Regions from separate parts of the Homo sapiens genome. Here region 1 is linked to region 2. A link is a contact called in ENCODE Hi-C data. All regions are on one chromosome and are shown on one strand. The core of a region is the stretch at or near the end of the contact, and the rest is flanking DNA. Distances in the headings are between cores, read along the strand shown. Region 1 holds the start of MACROD2 (mono-ADP ribosylhydrolase 2). Region 2 holds the start of TASP1 (taspase 1).

Region 1 (5,895 bases), core at 69-2,568, 360 kb after region 2:
AGGCAGGAGAATTGCTTGAACCTGGCAGAAAGAGGTTGCAGTGAGCTGAGATGGAGCCATTGCCCTCCAGCTGGGGGACAAGAGTGAAACTCTGCCTCAAAAAAAAAAAAAAAAAAAAAAAAAGACAAAACAAAAATTACCTTACCATGTTGTGAATCATCCTTATGAGAGTGTCCTACTACTAAAAATATTCCATTCTTTACAATTCTTTTTGGGGCCTCCCCCCTTTCTTCCTTTTCTCTTCTATTATTTTTTAAAAATGTGTTCCAAATAATTATTTGCCCAATATATATAACAAGTACCCAAACTGCCAAATAAATGTGGATTTACAACATCCACTCAATTAGCCTTGAAGATGATCTGATATATAGAAACACAACAAATTTGGGGGGAGGGTACCAAACTTCTAAATTATAGGTCACCCTACTCATGTGGCGGACTTTAGTGAAACTGGATTTTCAGAACCCGCCAGGTGAGTATTATCCAGAATCAAGCCAGCTTTTTGGACCTGCGTCTTAACATTAAGCAATTGGTAGAATAAAGTAAGACCACTCGGCTCTGGTTAACAGGCATCTGGATTTGTTTTGACGTAAGACGTGTTTTCAATATAACATTTTGGTTGTCCGCAACTTCTTGGTTCTTAAAACCGTCTTGAGTATCGCAGTCTACATTTGTTCTTTCTAAACTTCACCAAATTCCAATGAAATTTGTAATTTTCACTACAGGTTTGAGGAGCCAACTGCATACGATGTGGAACCATTTGCCAATACTTTCATTTCTTTTGGTCTTTTTTAGTTGCCCACCCAGAGGAAAGCATCAGATTACCTGGTGAAAATCCTCCTCAACAGGGCAGTTGGAGTGAGCACGGACAATTCGTGTTGACCCTCGGTCTCCTCCCACTTCTACATCCTCCAAGTCCCTGAGGCGGCTTTCCGCTAGCTCGCCTGTCACTTGGCGCACCTGGCTCTACAGGCCACGCCCTCAAGTCTTCCAAGAGGCCAGCGGTAAGCGCGGTCCACCTCCCTCTCCCACTAGGCGTCGGCTTCACGCCGCGCCCACGTCTCGAGGACAGCTCCAGCCCCCTCGCTCCCTGGCTCCGCCCCCTCGCTCCCTGGCTCCGCCCCCTCCAGCTCCCTAGCGTCGTCGGCGTCGAGCCCGAGCCTGCGCCTGCGCGTGCGCCCTGGGGCCCAAGTTGGGGCGCGCCGTGGCTAGAACACGGAGAGCGGCGGGCAGTGCAGCCAATGGGAGGCGGCGCTGCCTAGCGGCTGGTAGGCGGTGCCTGCGCGGGTGTTAGGTTAGCGCGAGGCGTGACCTAGTTGACAGGCTCTGAGGTGCTGCTGTGGCGGCGTCCGCGGGGCTGAGGCGGGTGGGAGCCGGAGCCGAGCGCGGGCTGAGGGAGGAGGGCGGCGACTGGAGAGCGGCGAGCGGCGAGCAGCGCAGGACGCAGAGCCTCTTTCACTTTTTCCCTGCTGAGTGCCCCCTCCCACCCCTCCCACTCCACACACACCCTGTTTGCCCGTGAGCCTGGGGAACTTGCAGCTTAAAGCCAGCCACCCCCACGGCAACATGTACCCCAGCAACAAGAAGAAAAAGGTGTGGAGAGAGGAGAAAGGTAACCGGCCCGTCGAGTCCTGGGGGTGCGGGCGGTGGGGGTTAGGGTGGGGGCGGGGGTCAGGCTGTGTGTGCCGCGGCGCCCTCCGCCCGAGCTCCCGCCTCGCGCCCTCCCGGCCGGTGCCGCCTCCCTCCGGTGTCCGTGTGTACACACGCGCACACTCGCGCGCACTCCGGCGTGCACGCGCCGCCCCTGGGCACCTGCAGCTCGCGCACGTGTGGGCGCACGCCCCTCTCTGTTGCCCTCGGCACCCCGTCACCTTCTCCCGAGGCGGTGCTGCGTTCGCCTCGCTTGCGGCGGGGACCCCCAGGCGGCAGCCCCGGGCGCGGCACAAGTTCCTCTGCACCGCAGCTGGGACTTGGGCACTGCCGGCCTGGGTGTCCCGCGGACAGGTGCCCGTCGGCGGGCGCTCAGGCTGCAGCTGCCGCTGTGCCTCCGCGCTCCGTGCACCCTCATTTCTTTCCTTCTCGCCCCTGTCCCCCCAGCCCCCGAATGGCAAAGCGTACCCACCATCGGGTGTTTACCCCTTGTCTAGGTTTCCTTCCTTCGCTGCCGCAGCGTGACTTTTGAAACCTGGAACTCTAGGGGAGCCCTAAAACGAGCGTGTTGTCCGTGAGGATAAGTGCCTTCAGAGAAGTCTGAATGGGCTGTTCTCCCAACAGTGTGTTTCTCTGTATTCCATCCCCATTCATGGGCTGAAGTTGCTCAGAGTAAGATTTTGTGACTAATGTCACTCTGTATGAACCCATCTCTGAATTTTGTGCGTATAAGGTTTATCTAAATCAGCTAGATTGACAGTGGCACTGATTCTTTAAGAAACACAAGTGTACGATCCAGCGTCTCCCACCAAGATCTCCCGCTTATCCCATCACAGTTTGGTAATATTCTAACTTGAGTGTCTCTGGCGTTTTTCACCCTCCTTTTCACACCTCTTTCCTTTTCATTCTTTAGCTATTTACAGAAATGTAGCAAAAACTTCTTGCACTCCTATTGCTAAAATAAACTAAAACCTGTATAGCAAGGGTGAGGTCTATTGAGGGTAGTGCGCATTTCTCCTGGTACCTCATCTTTACAAAAGGATATAGGGGTGACTAGGTATCAAGTTGATTTCCTTGTTAATAGTTCGTTAAAACCTGTAGATTTTTATTGCAAGTCCCGGCCTTTATGAACACGAAGGCAAAACAGTGGAGGTAAGAAAGGGAATTAATGTGGAAAAAGAATCCACTATATAGGATCGGCTTCCACAATGCACGAACAAAGGCGTGAGGAGGGAATTTTTTTTTTCAAATTTACTGCAGGAAGATTTAATAATAGAACCGAACAACACAATTAAAATGATCTTTAAAAATGTTGAAAGTTTAGTCATTTAATTATGTTTTAATAATTATGGGTTTATAGAGAGCTAACACTTCTGGTGTTATAAATCAAATGCTGTCGAGAGTAATAGCCTGATAGATAAAGTAGTGTAAAATAATTTTGCTTTGTTTTTTTCAGTAGTAGTTACTTTAGTTTCAACACACTTTCAACAAGGATTTGCCTTGTGAGCACTGAAAAATCATTTATGCCCATGTTTATTGATGATGCTGAAATGTTCGCTTTGTATAATTGATGATAATGAGGGCAAAACAGTGGAAGACATAGACATTGTTTTCAGTAACATGAATCATTGATGAAATTATAGTGAGTACTTAAGAACTATTTTTCTGTCATAATAGAAAAACAGTGTTCCTCAAGTAATAACGTTATAATGTTTCCTTCATTTAACATCTACACAGTTGGACTGTGACCAGCAGGCATTTTAGAATCTTTTTTAATGTCTTGATTTCTTTTCTTCTAATAATGGAGAATATATAACCAATTTTTTTTCCTAAGGAAGCAAATGCACCATTAAATAAGGCAATTAACAAGTAATTATCCAAAACTAAGTTATTTTTGCATGAAGTTTAATGTTAAAGGAAAACGTTACTGCGATACGAAGACTTTAATGCATATCTCAGTGTTTCTTTTTTTCAGGATGTCTATGTTTGGAATATTTAAATATAAAATATATATTATACCCCCAAGGAAGAGCTAAGGATTTCTAGTACCATAGTTAGTATTAGAGAAGCTGATGGGATGCATGACCTTTTTCCTTTCAGCCCACTGGGAAGCTGATGGTATAGTATTTTTGCAGCTGTCCTTTAAAGCTAAAGGAAGGCTTACCTACCTCATTGAAATGTCAAGGCATTCTATAAACATATTTTTAACTCAGTATACCATTTAATAAATAGGTCTGCCTACTTAATTGCTTGGTTCACAGAGAAAGGACTCATTGTAAAGGTGAAGCATTCTTTAAATAAAAGTTTTATGAAATGACAAAGAAAATGCATATATATTTGTGGCCTCCAGTATGTTTCATTGTTTAAACAAGTAATTAAGGAGTTCTGAAGACCACATATGTTTAAATAAACATGTTTGATCTAGTATTTTGAGTCCTAATTCAGAACCACTAATGTGCATTTTCAAGTATTGCAACTTATTTCATTGTTTTGTTTTAAATTGATCTCGTTTTTAAGTGTTCACACTTCAACTTTTAAATAACTGGAACAACAGAGGCCAGGTTGCATTTCTGTATGTACCTTTTGACATTCACAAAAACTGTCAGTTGCTTCATAATGTCTTTTAACCTGCTCAGTAATATTGTAATAATTTTTTATTTGTGATCTGAGCTTTTTTAGCACTGCTTTGGCATACTGCTAATCATCTCCCTTTTCTGCCTTTATGTGATAATTCTAAATTTACCATTCCCTTCAAGTTTCCTGTTCTCTCAAGACCCTATCCCCCATACTAAAGAGATGACATTGCCTTTTTAATTCACAGAGAAGGGCTAGGCGCGGTGGCTCACACCTGTAATCCCAGCACTTTGGGAGGCTGAGGCGGGTGGATCATGAGGTCAGGAGATTGAGACCATCCTGGGGAACACGGTGAAACCCCGTCTTTACTAAAAATACAAAAAATTAGCCGGTCGTGGTGGCACACGCCTGTAATCCCAGCTACTCGGGAGGCTGAGGCAGGAGAAACGCTTGAATCCAGGTGGGAGAGGTTGGAGTGAGCTAAGATCGCGCCACTGCACTACAGCCTGAATGACAGAGCAAGACTCCGTCTCAAAAAAAAAAAAAAAAAAATTCACAGAGAAAATAAATGCCATGTAATATGAACAGCCCTAACATCCTCTTGCATAGTCTCATTGGTCTGTTCCTTTACATGTCCTTTTGACTTTGTTCTATCTTAGAGGAAGGACTTTTCTTCCTTGTGTGTAAGATGAATCTTTCTGCTGTGCTCTTTATCCCATATCTTCTTTGAGTTCTTGCACCATCATGTATTCTTTCTTGGGTATGTTTAATTTCTTGGTGTCTTCAGGTTCCTCTCCATTGCCTGTAACAGTGCTCGGATCTCTTCCACCTTAGAGTCACTTTTCTTTCATAGGGCTTCACGTGAACTTGGAGTTGCTGTTCTCACTTTCCTTCTTTTGCTCAGTCCTTCATTGTCTTCTGGATTTCCGTTATATTCTAATGAAACTAATGTTCCTGAAGTCATTCAGTAGTAACAGTCATGATAGTATTCATGTAAGAATAGTTAATATTTAAGCCCCATTTGTATGCTCAGTACTATTCTTAGTAGCTTACATGGATTATCTCATTTAATTCTCACAACAACCCTATGAGGTAGGAAACTATATGAGGCGAAATATTGTGAGGTTAAGAGCTTTGAATACCAGTTGCCTGGGTTTGAGTCCTACTTATACTGCTTAACTAGCTGTGGTACTTTAGGTAAGTTATTTGACGTTGTTTATAGTTTCCTTATCTATAAGTTGGGAATAATACCTGCCTACTTACCTCGAAGGGAAACTGAAACATAAAGAGGTTAAGTAACCTACAGATTTGCACCATTTAGATTACAACTCAAACAGCTCTGTTAACCACTTTTCCTCTTTATTCCATGCTGTTGGTAACCACATTGATAAAAGCAGGTTAATGGCTAAGTAATTTTCACTTTTTCTGACCTTCCTGTAGCAGTCTGTGGTATTTCCCTTAGTGCACCTGTAGTCCCAGCTACTCAGGAGGCTGAGGCAGGAGAATCGCTTGAACCCAGGAGGCGGAGGTTGCAGTGAGCTGATATCGCGCTACTGCACTCCAGCCTGGTGACAGAGCAAGACTCTGTCTCAAGAAAAAAACAACTCTGTTTTCTGAATGTTTCCTTGTACCAGGAACTTGCACCCATGGTGACAACTACGATTTATTTCA
Region 2 (5,103 bases), core at 295-2,794:
TATATACTCAAGAGAACTGAAAACGTATGTCCATACAAAAACTTGTACACAGATGTTTATAGCAGAATTATTCAAAATAGCCAAAAAGTAGAAACAACCTAAATGTCCATCGACCGATGATGGTTAAGCAAAATGTGGCATATTCACACAATGGAACATTACCCATCCATAAAACAGAATGAAATACTGATACACAGACATTGATGAACCTTGAAAACATACTAACTGAAAGACACCAGACAAGTGAGGCCATATATTCTATGATTCCATTTATATGAAATGCCAGTATAGGAAAATCCATAGATACAGAAAGTAGATTAGTGGTTACAAGGCCTGGGAGAGAAAGCAGAGAATCTAATGGGGAGTGACTGTCATGAGTATAGGATTTCTTTTGGGGGTGATGAAAATGTTCTGAAAGTAGATAGTGGTGATGGGTGCACAACTTTGCGATATGAGAAAAAGCACTGAAATTTACAATTTTAAAGAATAAATTTTATGGTGCATGAATACCTTAATAAGACTTTCTCAAGAGGAAAAAAGACAATCTATCCGTGCAATGAACACAATGTATGTAACTATGCCTCTTAGTTATAACCGTATTTTACACGCATACATTATGATCACAAATAGGTTAATATGAATAAAATATTAGAAAAAAGATCAAAATGCTGGGTTGGCAGAACTATAGGTGATCTCTTCATAACTATTTCTGCATTTTCCAGATGTTCCTTAGTAAGCACTGCTTTTTGTAAGTGGTGGGGAAAAGTTTTATTTACAACAAAAAAGATAAATTATTAAACTCCTAAGAATATAAGTAAAAATTCCTTCGCTAATAAAGAATAATAATAATTCAGCAATCTAATGGCCCCTAACACACCTTTCCTTCCCCTCCCCTACAGAAGCCAGGAAAGTTGAACTCTCTCCTTCCGGAAACACGATACCCTCGATTTCCAGGACATCTCTAGCTCCTGCTTTCCCCCCCTCCTCTCCAGCTGCTCCATCTTCTCGGTCCTTTCCTCCTCCTCTTCTTCCTCCTCCTCCTCCCCCTGAGTAGTAAGTGCTAACGACCCGCAGGACTCTCATCAGGCCTCTATTACTAAGTAAGGGGCTGCCTTACCCCCAACCCGCCACCCAGGACAAGGCGCACATTCTCGGCTGTCTGCGAACCTCGGACTCTGAGACATCTCCAGCCTGAGACTGCAAAGTGGGTGAAGAACTGCGAGAACTCCCCACATACAGACAGTACTTCCCCGGTGGCCACGAGGACGCCAAGCCGGAGATGAGGCTGGGAAGGGGGACGACGGGGCCGCCTAGAGCGACCAAGACTAGGGAACTAGGGACATCCTGGCCCCCTCCTCTAGCCCCGCCCGGGGCAAGGGGTGTCCTGCGCGCCGCCCCCTCTCGGACCCGGAGAGGACGTCCCAGCTAGCGTACGGGGCCCACACACAGAGGCAGCAGCGCGGAGGCGGCAGCGGCGCGGACAGCGTGGGAAAGAGGGACACTCACCCGCTTCAGCCCCGAGCCTTCACTGCACCGGAAGTAGTCACCCGCCCGTTGCCAGGGTGAGGAAGCGGGGCTGACATCAAGTCTCCCCATTGGTCATTCGGGGTACCACGTGGTCGGAAGCAGCCTCCCACAAGCGGCTCTGACTCCGCCCTCCGCTTCGGAGCGGCTCACCTGGCCTCAGAGGTGCAGCGCTAACTCCACCTGGGGCTTCGTTCTGAGCTGCGCATGCGCTATTGCTTATCTCTACCCACCCCGCCCCTGAATAAGCCCGCAGGATGTGATTATATCTGAGTGGTTGATTGACTAATACTGTGATGAGAAATGAAATTAAACTGACCATCATTTTATCTAGGTGTCGCTTAAGAGTTACTTTCTTTCAATCCTTAGAGCACTGTTAGACGGTAGGGAAAACTAAGGTTCAGCCTGCATTGCTTGTAGGAGTTGGGGCACGAGCCTTGCCCAGGGGGAAGGAGTGTAGGCGGTCTTTTATCGGCTAGGATGTAAGACCGAAACCCAGTCATGGGTTTTGATGACCCATGACTGATGGATTTTCCTTATACTTCCACCAAAACATCACGTCGAACTGAATGTAAAGGCAGAAATGAGAATCTAACTGGCTTCTTTAAGCCAGCTATAGAGGAATTTACACTAATGCAAAAGATAACACTTTTCTTACCACATTTTTTTGTTTTTGGAAAATATTTATTCTTCATTAAAATGTCTTAATTATATTAACACATAATGGTTTATTATTGTTATTTTAAATAACTTTTTAACATTTCAGTTTTTTGTTGGTTTTTTTCTTTTTTTTTTGGAGATGGAGTTTCACTCTGTCAACCAGGCTGGAGTGCAATGGCACGATCTCGGCTCACTGCAACCTCTGCCTCCCGGGCTCAAGCGATTCTCCTGCCTCAGACTCCTGAGTAGCTGGGATTACAGGCGCTCGATACACACCCGACTAATTTTTTGTATTTTTAGTAGAGACGGGTTTTCACCATGTTTGCCATGCTGGTCTCGAACTCCTGACCTCAGGTGATCCTACTGCCTTGGCCTCCCAAAGTTCTGGGATTACTGGCGTGAGCCACCGCACCCAGCCACATTTCAGCTTTGTATTCAATTTTTAATATAGTAAATATTAATAGATGTAACCCACAGAAACAAAAGCTTTGGAGTGTTCTCTACTATTTTGGGGAGTATAAAGGTATGCTGAAACCAAAAAGTTCGAGAACCACTGATACCATTATTATAAATATAACCTATGTGGTTTTATTATGTAACTTGGGGCTTTTTTTCTTTCTCTTCTACCACTGACTTCTTAGGGAGGGGCAAGGGGAAGAAGTTTATTACATAGTAAGAATAACAGTTTATTACATAGCAATAGTAACTGAAACCGATTTTGTTACCTAGAAGTAGGATGGATATTATAACAAAACATAACATAATAACATCATAAAAGTAAAACGTGTGGCACTGGCTTTGGAACTAGGTGAAGCAGCAAGAGCAGGAAGGGATCCAAAGTATTAACAAGAGTCTAAAAGGACTTGAGGAAGCTGCCAATGAGGGCTTAAAGGGAGCTAAGGAAGATGTTATTGGAAGCTGGAGAAAATGGGGCCCTTGTTATATAGTGCCAGAAAGTTTGGCCCAGGCATTAGGAAGCAGACATAAACCATCCCCATTGTGACCTTTCTGAATTCCTCACCCGCAGAATCCATCAGCATAATAAAATAGTTGTTCTTTTGCACCTTTAAAGTGGATTTTTACACAGCAATATTAACTGGAACCAGCAGGAATAAAAGAAAGATGTTAAAGTTTTAAAAAGACATAGACATGCTCCCTTCCATTTCTTAGGCAACATTCTTCCTGGAATTTAACTACATTGTAATAATCATCTCCCAGTGCTGCTCTGTATACTTTTGTCTTGGGTATCACACCCAGATGCCACACAGGCCATCCTCTGGTAGGTGAATACTGCTCAAGTAAAAGTAACAAAATTCTTCGGACCCTTTTTTTTATTATTATTATTGAGGCAGAGTCTCACTCTGTTGCCCAGGCTAGAATGCAGTGGTGCGATCTCAGCTCACTGCAACCTCTGCCTCCCCGGTTCAAGTGATTCTCCTGCCTCAGCCTCCCCAGTGGCTGGGATTACAGGTGCCCGTGACCACGCCCGGCTAATTTTTGTCTTTTTAGTAAAGATGGGGTTTTGTCATGCTGGCCAGGCTGGTCTCGAGCTCCTGACCTTAGGTGATCCACCCATCTCGGCCTCCCAAAGTGCTGGGATTACAGGCATGAACCACCATGCCCAGCCCAGACCCAAGTTTTAACATTTTTAACCTGCATTGGGTACAGTAACAATGAGATCCTTTGAAATATTAATAACGAACAGTTGTAATATCTATTTGATTAACTCAACATGTTAAATTTGAAAGGAAAGTCTATACTAGTAAATCTCCTTCAGAAAAAATCTGGTTGCCTCCCTCTTCCTGTTCCCACCTCTCCCAAACCCGGAAAAGCAGCAAGCTGAGGAATTACTTCCTTTATCTCAAATAATCATGTCTGCTGCATCTTGATCTTTGTACTCTAAGTAAGCCCCCTCTGTCCTGGTTCCCTGGGGGTCTCCCTTTGTTTTGTATTCCTGGAAAACTATTGCTTTAACACATGTGTCAGAAATGTAGCAGAACAATAGTGATAGTTTTCAATTGTTGTGCCGCAAGTTAACACCAATTCACCTGCTTAAGACAACACAAATGTAATATTTCCGTTTCTGTGGATCAGGTGTCCAGGTCTCTGCTCAGATCTCAGAAGGCTGAAATCAAGGTGTCAGTCAGAGCTGCCATCTCATCGGATGCCCAGAGCGATTCTCCAAGCTCATTCAGGTGATTGGCAGAATTCAAATCCTTGCAGCTGTAGAGCTGGCCACTTTTGTCTTCTTCAAGGTCAGGAGGAGCAGTCCTCTCTGACTTTTCCACCTTGAAAGGACTCAACTGATTAGGTCAGGTCCCCCAGGATAATCTCTCCTTTGATGAACACAGAGTCAATGATTCGTCGTCAAGTTTCAGGAGGGATGGCCATCATATTCTCAGCTTCCATCCACACTCCAGGGGAGAGGATCATACAGGGTCTGTGCACCAGGGGTAGAAATCTTGCAGGTCATCTTAGAATTTTGCCTACCACGTGGAAAAAAGAAAGTTTCAATTATAGATGGACTGCGACAACCCTTCAAGCAGTCCTATGGTAGACAACAGTTGTTTCGCCTGCCCAGCATGAATTCCTTCTTATTTCTCCTAACAGCACCCCACTTCACTTCCAGGGACTGCCCTTCACCACTTGCACCCAGCGTAAGTGGGACTGTCCATCAGGATGCTCCGTGGGATGATCAACTGACCCATGCTAAGCTAAAGCTGCTTCTTGCCTGGAATTTGAAAATTGACAGCAATAATGCAAAGAGTAAAAGCAGTTGTTTATTCAACCAAGGTTACAGAGTTCCCTGTTACTGCTCCAGAGCTTGTATTTTTCCAAAACCTGCTTCCTTAGTTTTTCTTTCAATTATCTTAGGTACTCCCTATCCTTCCAACAAATTCCTTTTATCTTCTTTAATAT

Evidence for each region. A loop is a pair of places that touch in the nucleus more often than their neighbours do. Pooled maps may share reads with other maps.
Region 1: a loop to region 2 is called in a map of Caco-2, with 4 times the contacts of the local background. The contact joins the promoter of MACROD2 here to the promoter of TASP1 in region 2. A Hi-C loop is called at or near these places in 1 of 168 maps with a recorded cell type or tissue (Caco-2) and 5 of 50 pooled maps.

The regions. Positions count from the first base shown.
Region 1 is chr20:13,994,198-14,000,092 of GRCh38, forward strand. It overlaps MACROD2 (mono-ADP ribosylhydrolase 2), which reads left to right and starts at 1,319. Exons shown (of 18, transcript NM_001351661.2): 1 at 1,319-1,612. The coding sequence starts at 1,567. It also overlaps a transcript of SEL1L2 not described here.
Region 2 is chr20:13,637,388-13,642,490 of GRCh38, forward strand. It overlaps TASP1 (taspase 1), which reads right to left and starts at 1,545. Exons shown (of 14, transcript NM_017714.3): 1 at 1,507-1,545. RefSeq lists enhancers at 902-1,402, 1,016-1,105 and a silencer at 1,296-1,445.